Regions from separate parts of the Homo sapiens genome. Here region 2 is linked to region 1. The links are chromatin loops, found by intact Hi-C in ENCODE. Cell type or tissue: Caco-2. All regions are shown on one strand. Each heading gives the region's core, and the rest is flanking DNA. Links, peaks and the distances in the headings are about the cores only.

What was found. A loop is a pair of places that touch in the nucleus more often than their neighbours do. Peaks named below come from ENCODE experiments on the same cell type or tissue, not always from the same donor. Only the 100,000 strongest peaks of a DNase experiment are listed, where the experiment ranks them.
Region 2: a loop joins it to region 1, with 2.4 times the contacts of the local background. A loop is called at or near these places in 2 of 110 quality-filtered maps.

Annotation. Positions count from the first base shown.
Region 1 is chr11:106,458,709-106,465,090 of GRCh38, reverse strand. No RefSeq gene overlaps it. Among named protein-coding and RNA genes, the nearest start is that of LINC02719, 330 kb to the right of the region's middle. RefSeq lists an enhancer at 2,356-3,555. In Caco-2, for the core only: no CTCF peak of the experiment used is centred there; DNase peaks (open chromatin) are centred at 2,600 and 3,040.
Region 2 is chr11:106,700,194-106,704,549 of GRCh38, reverse strand. All of the region lies in intron 7 of GUCY1A2 (guanylate cyclase 1 soluble subunit alpha 2), which reads left to right. Among named protein-coding and RNA genes, the nearest start is that of GUCY1A2, 320 kb to the left of the region's middle. In Caco-2, for the core only: no CTCF peak of the experiment used is centred there; no DNase peak of the experiment used is centred there.

The sequences.
Region 1 (6,382 bases), core at 1,890-4,389:
TTAGCTGAGTGGAATTTTATCCCATCTTTCTGAGCACCCTGTCTTCTCATGATGCAAAAGGCCTAAGTACCACTCTAGAAGCATCCTGGCCATCTCTGCAGAAGCCTAGTTAGCAGTAGCTAGCTCAGTATTACATAGGTGTATGCATTCTACAAATATGATTCACCTAAATTTCCTATCTGGGAAGGTGTGGGATACAATGAGTAAAAAAAAAAATAGGCTTTAGGTTAAAATGACTAGTTAAATTCCTCTTCCCTTGCATTCCTTTTTTGACAAGTCATTGTTAAGAGCCTACTATGTGCTCTGCAGCTGTGATCTTAAGTAAATTTTTTGCACATCAGTTTTTTAATCTACAAAATGAAATAATAATTGCTACCTTGTAGCATTCTCAGAATTAAATGGCCTAATGTATGCAAAGACCTTGGAATATATAGTAGCTACTCAATAAATGGTAACTAGTATTATTTTCAGGTTAATGGAGAGTGACAGCAAATAGACCTGTAGTACTTTGTGATGGACATGACATTTTATCAGCACTGCCCTTTATGCCATTTTAGTGAGGTCTTCTTTTGTCAGGTTCCCTCAAACACTCCTCCTTCATTCATTCAATATGCAGAGTTTATGTGAGTGTCAACTCTGTCCTAGGCACAGCACCAGGCCCAAGGAATACAAGAGTGAACAAAAAATGCATAGTTCCTGAAAGCAGGAGGCTTATAATGATAAAGAGAAAGACAGATATTGAGCAAGTGATTTTATATATATGGTATATGCGCCGTGCAGAGGTATAAGTTACCTGAGAGCCTGTATTATAAAACCTGAGTGTGGGTGTCAAGTGGTACCTTTAGTCTGATAAAATCTGCTTAAGAAAATATCTACAGTCTGCAAATTACACAGTAATATTGGTATGAGTTGAAGTCTAGCTAAGCTATCAGCATTCCTGCAGTAGACTCAGCTTTCTGGATATTCCCACGACTTGTGTACATTCTGTCCCACATGACACTGATAGGAAAGGCATGTCCTGTCACTCCTGGGAATATATGTGTTGTTGTTTCATGAGATTTGGCTTCCCCAAAAGAAATGAGAAAGACCTAACATGGCCTTTCGTTATGAGAACATTCTTTCTGCGATCATTCCTGGCAAAATAATTTCATTTCTGCAAAAGCTTCCTAATGCATACTACTTTAACCCAGTTAGAGTGAAGGTGGCAGATTGGAAAATTGGCTGTGGTTTTCAACGTGAGCAATCAAAACAAATAAGGATGACTCTAGACTTCTAATGTCTCCCATGACCATTATATGTGAAATACAGGTTGGGTTTTTTTCTTACTGTTTTTCTTTTCTTTTCCTCTTCTTCTTCTTTTTCCTCTTCCAGTACTGTTATCTCTCTTTCTCACCCTTTTTAGTGTTACTTTAGTACTGTTCGAAAGAATTGAGAAGCCAAAATTCCTTGTATTCAGAAATAGCATTGCACAGACAGAGGCAGTGGGCCTCTACTGCCCAGACTTTATACTTTCTGGAAAATCCATTGCAAATTTTCACTGACCAGAATAGTGACATGACCTCTGAGGATAATTTCCTCTAGCCATCCAATTAGAGACTCAGACCTCTCCAAGGAGAATTAGGAAACAATCAGCAGGGAGTAATTGTAGGATGGTAGCTGTGAAATAGCTCTCTACTTAGTAAATGTGATGAATAGGCAGAATGTAAATCTCCTGAGCCAAAAGAAAATCATAAGTGGATAAAGCAGCTTACACACTAACTATGGTTTTTAGTGATGGCTTATATGGCTTAAGATCCTCCGAGATCTGCAAGAAGCAGAGCTTACTAGAGGTGCCAAAAAGGATTACTTTTTGCACACTGTAATCTCTACTTGTTTACAGATTCAAATAGATCTTTTTGACAGCCCAAGACAAGGAGTTCATAGAATAGAAAAACCTGGATGGCAAAAAAAACAAAAATATCATTAACATTTTGAAAAAAATAACTTTTAATTATAAAACTAATATACTTGAAAAGATTATTTAAGAAAATTTGAAATGTAATGAAGAATATTTTTAAAATACTGATGAAGAAAAACAGTATGTATGCATATAATATTAAATTGTTACATGTTTAAAGGCCTCTCCCAACATGTTTTCTGATTGCATAATGTTCCTTTGTACAGAAGTAATATAATTTAACCAGACAACCTTCTGCTGATAGACATTCAATTATTATTTTTGTCCATAATTAATGTTGCAATAACTGCTGCTTCAGCTGACTTTAGCTGTATCATTGCATAGTTAAGATTATTTCCTATGATATCCTTCTAAAAATTGAATTGCTCAGTCAAAATTTACATATTTGAATGGTTCTTGAGTAATTACTGCCAAATTTCCCTTCAGAAGGGGTACTTCTGTTCACTCCAAACAGCGTGATTGATGAGAAACCATATTTTCTGGGGACATGTTCTAAACAAAAATACAAAAATCTTAATTTTATTTCTTATTTCCTTTGCACAAACGTAAACCAACTATTGCTCATTTTCCCCCTACTTGGTCTCCTATCTTCCTCTCAGCATGCTGCTTGAAATTCTTCCCATCTCCATCTCCATGTGTGGTCTAATGGAGCTGGCCCTTTTTTCTGCAAATGCTTTTTTCTTTATCAGAGAGGAATGCAATGTTTCATCTGACCCTGACTTGACAGATCTGAGGTTTAGCAATAAATTCCTCTTATCTTCCTTATCAGATCTGAAGGTCAAAGGTATGGTTCCAAATCTAAGTGCTATTTTTGACAAAGAAAGCCAAACACTCCCTTTTCATCTGAAACATCACAAACCTTCATTGTTTTCTCTTACTAAATGCACTTCTGGGAACCCTCGATTTGTTATAGCCTCCTTTGGGTTCTGTATAATGACCTGCCACTATGTGATAAGGGAAAGATTGATTTTGCTTTCTTCTTGTAAAAGAAAACACAACTTCCTTATTTGAAAGAATATCCATTCCAAAAAGCTATGTACTGTGTTGTGACCCAGCACCAGCCCTCTTTGACCCCGGCACCAATTAGCAGAAAGTACTCTACTGTCCTGACCCCCTGTCCTCCACCCCAGCAATAAACACACCACTTCAGGTAACATAGATGGAGATCTGTGCTGTCCTACACAGTAGCCACTAGCCACATGTGGCTATTTAAGTTCAAATTAATTAACCGTAACTAAAATTGAAAATTCAGTTTCTCAGTTACATTAGTTATATTTCAAGTGATCCGTCAGTTTAAGTCTAATATGCAGCTACAGAGCAGTACATATTATAGAACATTTTCATGGTCAGAAAAATTCTATTGGACACCATTCATCTAGAGATTCATTTTTGGTGATTTCCAGAAAAGGGCTGAGGGCAAATTTAGAAACAGATTTCTTTCTCCAAGTTTGTGCTTTTTCTTTCAAAGTACCTTACCCTCTCAATCCCAACATAGAAATCTCTGGTTCATGTACTGGTCTGATAAGGAATATTTACAATCACGTGCAGTGAAGAGTTAGGGATCAGAAAACAATTCCCCAAAATGAAAGCCTCAGCAGCAGTCTCACAAGCAAAAGTTCTTCTCTGACCTTTTCCTGTCCTCTCGTCTCTCGGGCCCATTCTCCCCAGAGGCTAGCCATAGAAACGAGAATCATTCTTCCTGAAAGTGGGTCATAAAAACCAGAACCCTTTTCTCAAAAGCCAGAAATAAAACCTAAAAATATTCTCTGTAAAAACTGGCCATAAAGAAATTATCTGACCTATCTTGTTTGATTGTAGGTCATAATGCCCCCATTCCAGACAGGGTCATGCTGACACCCAGAAGGAAGGAATGCATGCTCAGAGACACCAAGAAGAATCTGGAAAGAGGACTTGCCCGGTTCCTCACTCAGTCTATTAACATTAGATCATACTCTTTTTGTCCAATCATATTTCTACACAGCTATCCATATTTTGTTGAATACAACCAGAAAAATGAACAATTTTCCCCAGTATCTATCTTCATTCTGAAGGCTCCCGTGTATACACGCCAAATAAATATTTGTGCCTTTTCTCCTATTAACCTGCCTTTTGCAAGTTGGTTTTTTAGTGAACCTTTCCCCTTGGCCCCCACAGAAGGAATTTGATTGTAACAACCTACAGGAATAAGATACAGGAGACAAATTTACCTCATCAGCAACACAGCCATCGTAGACCAGTTTTGCTGACCTGATCTCCTCTACCTTACTTTCTCTATCTTTACAGCGAGCCACCAGTCCTAGAGGAAGGCTCTGGGCAAGGATACAGTGGTGCTTCCAACAAATAAAAGTGTCTGCCTTGATGAAGCCATGCATTCTAGTATAGGGGAGAAAAAATGTTATTTTTTCTTCACCCATTGCAAGATTGCAAGCTGAGGCTCCGGTAACAAAAGACACATTAACAAAAGTATACAAATGCATTTAACAAAAGTTTGGTTTTTTTCCTGAGACGGAGTCTCGCTCTGTCACCAAGGCTGGAGTGCAATGGCGCAATCTCAGCTCACTGCAACTGCTGACACCCAGGTTCAAGTGATTCTCCTGCCTCAGACTCCCGAGTAGCTGGGATTACAGGCACGTTCCACTATACACAGCTAATTTTTGTATTTTTAGTAGGGATGGAGTTTCACCATGTTGATCAGGCTGGTCTCTAACTCCTGACCCCAGGTGATCCACCTGCCTCAGCTTCCCAAACTGCTGGGATTACAGGTGTGAGCCACCGTGCCAGGCCTGTTTTATGAGAAGATCTATGTATTTTCATGGACAGTCATGCAGAAGTATGATTGGAGGACAGGAGTTTTAACTAATGGTAATAAACTTGGGGAGGGCGACTTAGCCACGCTTGTGTTTACAGATTCTTGTCTATATCCCTGTGTCTTCAGAGATAAAGGTGGTAATGAGGGTCTTATCATCTCCTTCAGGGGAGAAGGGCAGAAGCATATCAGAGAGTGACCTTCATGCTTCTGTGGTTTTTCTCAATTTCCTTCAGCTTAAACTGCTCAGTATGCCAAGGAGCTATAATTTGGAGTAATGTCTTCTGAGGCATGTCATATGAAACTAGTAAATACCATGATCTATGATTTTATAGTTTTCTTAAATAGAGCAAGCCTATTTTTGTGTATTTTTTAATATTTGATTTCTGTTTCAATATCACCATGACATTCAACAGAGTGAGCCTCTTACAATCCTCTAATGTATAATAACCTGTTTTCACTTAGGACTCTAAAGTTCTCTCCATTTCACAGTCACTCAGCTTGGATAAGTTTTTATCTTCCATTCATTAAAAATTCCCTTATTCTCACTTAATACTTGCCTTAACATGCTGCTTTGGACAAATAACTATCCTTAACTAGGTTGAGAGAATCAGAATTATCCCGCTCAGACAATAAGAAAGAAATTGTCCTTCCTGGAAGATCTGCTTTAAATGAATTAAGATTTTAAGCTAAATTTACAATGACCAGAATATCATTGTACAGTCCATCTTGCTAGAGATACGATGTACATGGATCAAGTACTTCAAAGGCAAGCTTCTGGAAAAAACCTTCAATGGTGTATATGTTCTATCCGAATGTATAAAACACAACCTATCAACAGACATTAATTAACTAGAGGGGATGGAAATGTGATGTCATGGGAAAGTGGATTCTATGTAGTGTTTTAGTATTTACTCAATGAAAATCCTTTAGGCCACAACAATTTGTTCTTTGTGGATGGACATAAGTGGACTTATTTTAGATGCTACTGTGATTCTGGATCTGGCTGCTTGATGGGGTCAGAAGGAAGTGGTTTGTGTGGCTCTTTTCCCTACCAAGGGACTTTCAGTTGAAAGAGGTGAACACGTGGGAATCTATTCAAAAATAATAATGCTAAATCATTCTGAGGATAGCAGAGTAAAAGTCCCAAGTGCTGCTAAAGCACTTAATAATGCAAAAACGTTCCAGACTACTTGAAGCATCTTGATTAGTTGAAATTGATGACTAGCTGCCAGCTCCCTGATAAAAAATAATGAGGTTTCTTGTTGGACAATATAAGAGAAAAATGTGAAGCCAAATATTATCCCTGCTGTTAAGGTGTTGAAAGTAAATATACATATTTTTACACACATATGTTGATATTTTGATTAAATTTCTGACTTAAAAGCAATACCACAATATTAACATTTAAATCACTGTAGATCAAGTTCTCAGATCTACATATATTGGGAAAGTAGACTTTATGAGAATCTTCATTTCTTTATGGATTTAAGATGACCTTTTCCTGCTGATACACACAGGCAACTGCAAATCACTAATAAAGAAATGTCTGTGCTATTGTTTGTGCAGTGATCCAGTATTTTTGTTCTGTGGATGCCTTTTAATTTGTGCCTTAACTT
Region 2 (4,356 bases), core at 911-3,410, 240 kb before region 1:
TAAAACCAAGCTTCTTCCTAACCACTGCTACCTGAACAGCTCATTGTATGAGAGCATGTACAGTCGAGCAGATTAGGCAGTGGTGAAGTGCATGAGCTCAGAATCAAAATGCCTAAGGTAGAATCCAGGCTCTAAATTTTCCTGTCTACATGAACTTTAGTGACTTAATTTCTTTGGACCAAGTTATCTCATCTCTAAAATGGGTACATGTTTATGAAGATTATTGTTGGCATTTAATGTGATATTTTTAAAGCTCCTTATACTTGGAACATATTAGACATTCATTTACTGCTTCATCCTGTTCTTTCCATGGAGGAAGAAACCATCTTATTCCTTCACTTGAATCTCATAATTTATAAATTTAGCCATGATGAATGATGTGTGCTAGTAGGATTACAGACCTCATCTGGAAATTTGAGAGAAAGAATGGGTTTGGTAATTTGGTCAAAGGTGCATTTTGAGCTGTGACTAAGAGCTGAGATAGTAATCAGTTTATTCCTATGTGTTTTTATTAACAAAAGTCCCTTACTGATGACTGTCTAAATCATAGTCATATGATTAAAAATTGGCTGTGTACATGGGAAATTCCCAAATTTAAGCTAAGGTACATAATTAATTCAATTAATCACATGATTAATTGAATTATGTACCTCTGCTTAAATGTGGGAATCATATATGTATATCTATATACATATGATTACTAAGTAATCATTACTTAATAAGTAATCATATATATGTATGTAATCGTATATATAGTATATAATTAATCTAATTAGTAAGTAATCATATATATGTGATTGCTTACTAATTAGATTAATTACTTACTGTTGGCTTCAACAACACAAACATTATTTTATAGTTCTATAGGGCACAAGTCTGACACAGGTCTCACCTAGCTAAAATCAGCGTGGGCGTCATGAGGCCTTCATTCTTTGCTGAAAGTTCTAGGTGATAACATGCTTTCTTGCCTTTTCCAGCTTTGAGGCCACTCTCATTCCTCTGTTCAGAACCTTCTTCTTCCATCATCAAAGCCAATAATAGTTCATCTTTCTAATTCTACTTCTATCATCACATATCTTTTACTGACTCTTCCTCCCTCTTCTACTTTTAAGGACTCTTTTGTGATTATGTCAGGCCCACTGGATAATCCATGGTAATTTCTCTATTTTAATGTCATCTGATTAGCAATCTTAATTCCATCTGCACCCTTAATTCATCATTGCCATGTGTATTAGTCAAGGTTCTCTAGAGGGACAGAACTAATAGGATAGATGTATGTATAAAGGGGAGTTTATTAAGGAGTATTGACTCACAGGATCACAAGGTAAAGTCCCACAATAGGGCGTCTGCAAGCTGAGCAGCAAGGAGACAGTCCAAGTCCCAAAGCTGAAGGACTTGGAGTCCAATGTTCAAGGGCAGGAAGCATTCAGCATGAGAGAAATACGTAGGCCAGAAGACTAAACCAGTCTAATCTTTCCATGTTCTTCTGCCTGGTTTTATTATGGCTGTGCTGGAATAGATTAGATTGTGTCCACCCAGCTTGAGGGTGGGTCCGCCCTTCCCAGTCCACTGACTCAAATGTTAATCTCCTTTGGCAACACTCTCAAAGATACACCCAAGAACAATACTTTGCATCCTTCAATTCAATCAAGTTGACACTCAATATTAAACGTCATACCATGAGACCTAACATATTCACATTTTTCAGGGATTGGGATGTGGACATCTTGGGAGGTGGGGGTTATTCTTCCTACAAGAAGGGAAAATTTAAATGCTAAAACCTGCCTGGAAATATAGCCCCAATCTTACTTCTGCATACTTGTCTTTGAGGATTTGAAAAAAAAAAACCATATAAATTATGTAAGCAAAATCTAGGGAGGAAAAAGAACTTTCACAAATGAGACCTCTGGCCTGTAAAGGATTTTTACTGGGACTTAAGATATAGATTCCTGAAGACAGGAATCTAGTGTAGGACTGAATGATATTTCTATATTTAAGAAGCAGTAGAGCCCTTGGCTTGAGAAGACTAAGAAGCTATCCTGAGAAATAAGCAGTTTTTATAAAGATGACTGCAGTCCTCTCACTGCATAACCTGCCCTCAGACACAGATACCCACATATCATCTCTTACAAAACTCAAGAAGTTATAATATTTAATTTCTCTTTAGACCTCTAGCACCAAGTTTAAAATTGCACAGACCACATTTTTGTGCAAGAGTTTGATACAGTGCATAATTCCTACCCTAGGAATTAAGAGAACTGCATCTAATATTGGTTAAGCTATTTGATGTCCTAGATGAGCTCTCATGCATCTTTTAGCTCCAATATCTCATCATAGTCACAGCAAACATTTATTGAATTACTGACAATTTATTTATATTGTCATTTAATCCTTACAGCAAGAGTGTGAGTTCTGAATTGTGATTATCTTTGTTTTTCAGATGAGAAAAACTGAAACTTAGGTTAAATAAGTCACTAAGAACATTGAGCTAAATAAGTGCGGGAGTCATAATTCAAACCCGTAGCTGCCCTACTCTAAAGCCTGAGATCTTATCTGTGGCCAAGCTGTCCCATGGGTTGATAACTACTTGAAATAACATGGAAAAAAACAATAATTACTTTTTAAATTTTTTAGCTGACACATTATAGTACATGTTTATAGGATACAGAGTAATATTTTGATAAGTGTTTACAATGCATAATGATTAAATTAGGATAATTAGCATAACTATCACCTCAAACATTTATCATTTCTTTGTGTGAGGAACATTCAAACTCTGCTCTTCTAGCTTTCTGAAAATACACAATAAATTATCATTAACCCTATTCACCCCAAGTGCTACAGAACACCAGAATTTATTCCTCCTATCTAGCTGAAATTTTGTATCTGTTAACTTCTCTACATTGTCTCCTCCCCCTTACCCTTCCTAGCCTTTAATACCCACAATTCTACTCTCTACTTTTATGAGCACAAATTTTATTTTTTTAAAGACCCATTAATTTCTGAATATTACTAGCCTCGATGAGAGGATTTCTTCTGCAAGAAAATGGTGAAGAGAGCAGTGGGGAGCAAAGTGGAATTACAGCAAGGGAGATTCGTTTTCTCTTTGTAGATATAATGCCCTCAGGTTGAACTTTTGCTATTCTGGAGTTGTTTTTATACTCAGGATAATAAAAAGGAAGGATATTATTTCTAACGTGTTTATTTGGAGTGTCTGTATTTCTAACTATATTAGTATCTCTGTCTCTAGCTCTGAAATGAACATGAGTATATGGGACAAACTTGTGGCAAGTGGAAGCTTCCAAGTGAAAAAAAAAATTGTCTGTTGCCTCTGTGAGGCTAAAAAACATTTTGTATAAGCATGTCTCTAATGCATATAATAATTTACTGGGAATATAGGCTTGCTTTTAGGAATTTACTTTATAAACAATTTGGAGGAATGCATATCTTTCTGGTAAATTCAGAGAAAGACGAATGGAATAATTGAAGAATGATGACATTCCTTGGGTATAGTTTTTATTTCATTAAACTATACCTTCGATATAGTTTAATAATCAGTAATACTAGTCAAAAACACTAGCTAGAAACTCTGCTTCTGTTCCTTTGTCAATATAATTATTATACAAGGATGAGATACTATGTTATAAATATTTACTCTTCTTCCTATGGACGCTTAATGTGGGGAAAGATCCAAAGAAACTTCAAGAAATTCTTATCTAGTAGTTTTTCTGTAGCCTTTTCTTAAAAAAAAAAATCAACATGCTCATCTGCACTAGTGATTTGATATTTAAAAATAAAAAGTATTCGGGCTGGCATGCTACTATCCTTCAGTCTTTTAAATAACTTTATTAATCATCTTATCCTTTTCTCTATGGAAGCACCAAAACAGTAAACATATTTTACAAAAGAAATATAATCAGTAAAGACAAATGACTTAGTAGTTTTCCCAAAAGGATAAACTGGAGCGGTGCCTCAAGAATTACATTTCTATTTTTCCAATTACAAACAGCAACATTAATATTACCCTTTTAAATGTGCCAATAAAAGTCATATCTAGCACAATTGAATGAGATATTCTACTCATTTCAATACTTCTTTTTACTATCTCTTTCTTTGTCTCTCTGCTATATATCAAAAAGCATTTTCCCCAGAAAATGTAATTCTGTGGATCAGGAATCTGATGCCTTCCCAATTTTTTAAAAATAAGTCTGTCTTTTTTGGGGGTAGGGGGATTTTAGAATATTCCACTTCAGTCATTCCATATATTTACCAGCATATTTAAGGCCATTGCAGTGAAGTCTTTAAAAATCAGAATATAATGTTGCAGTTATTTTTACAGTAAAAATAGTAAAAACT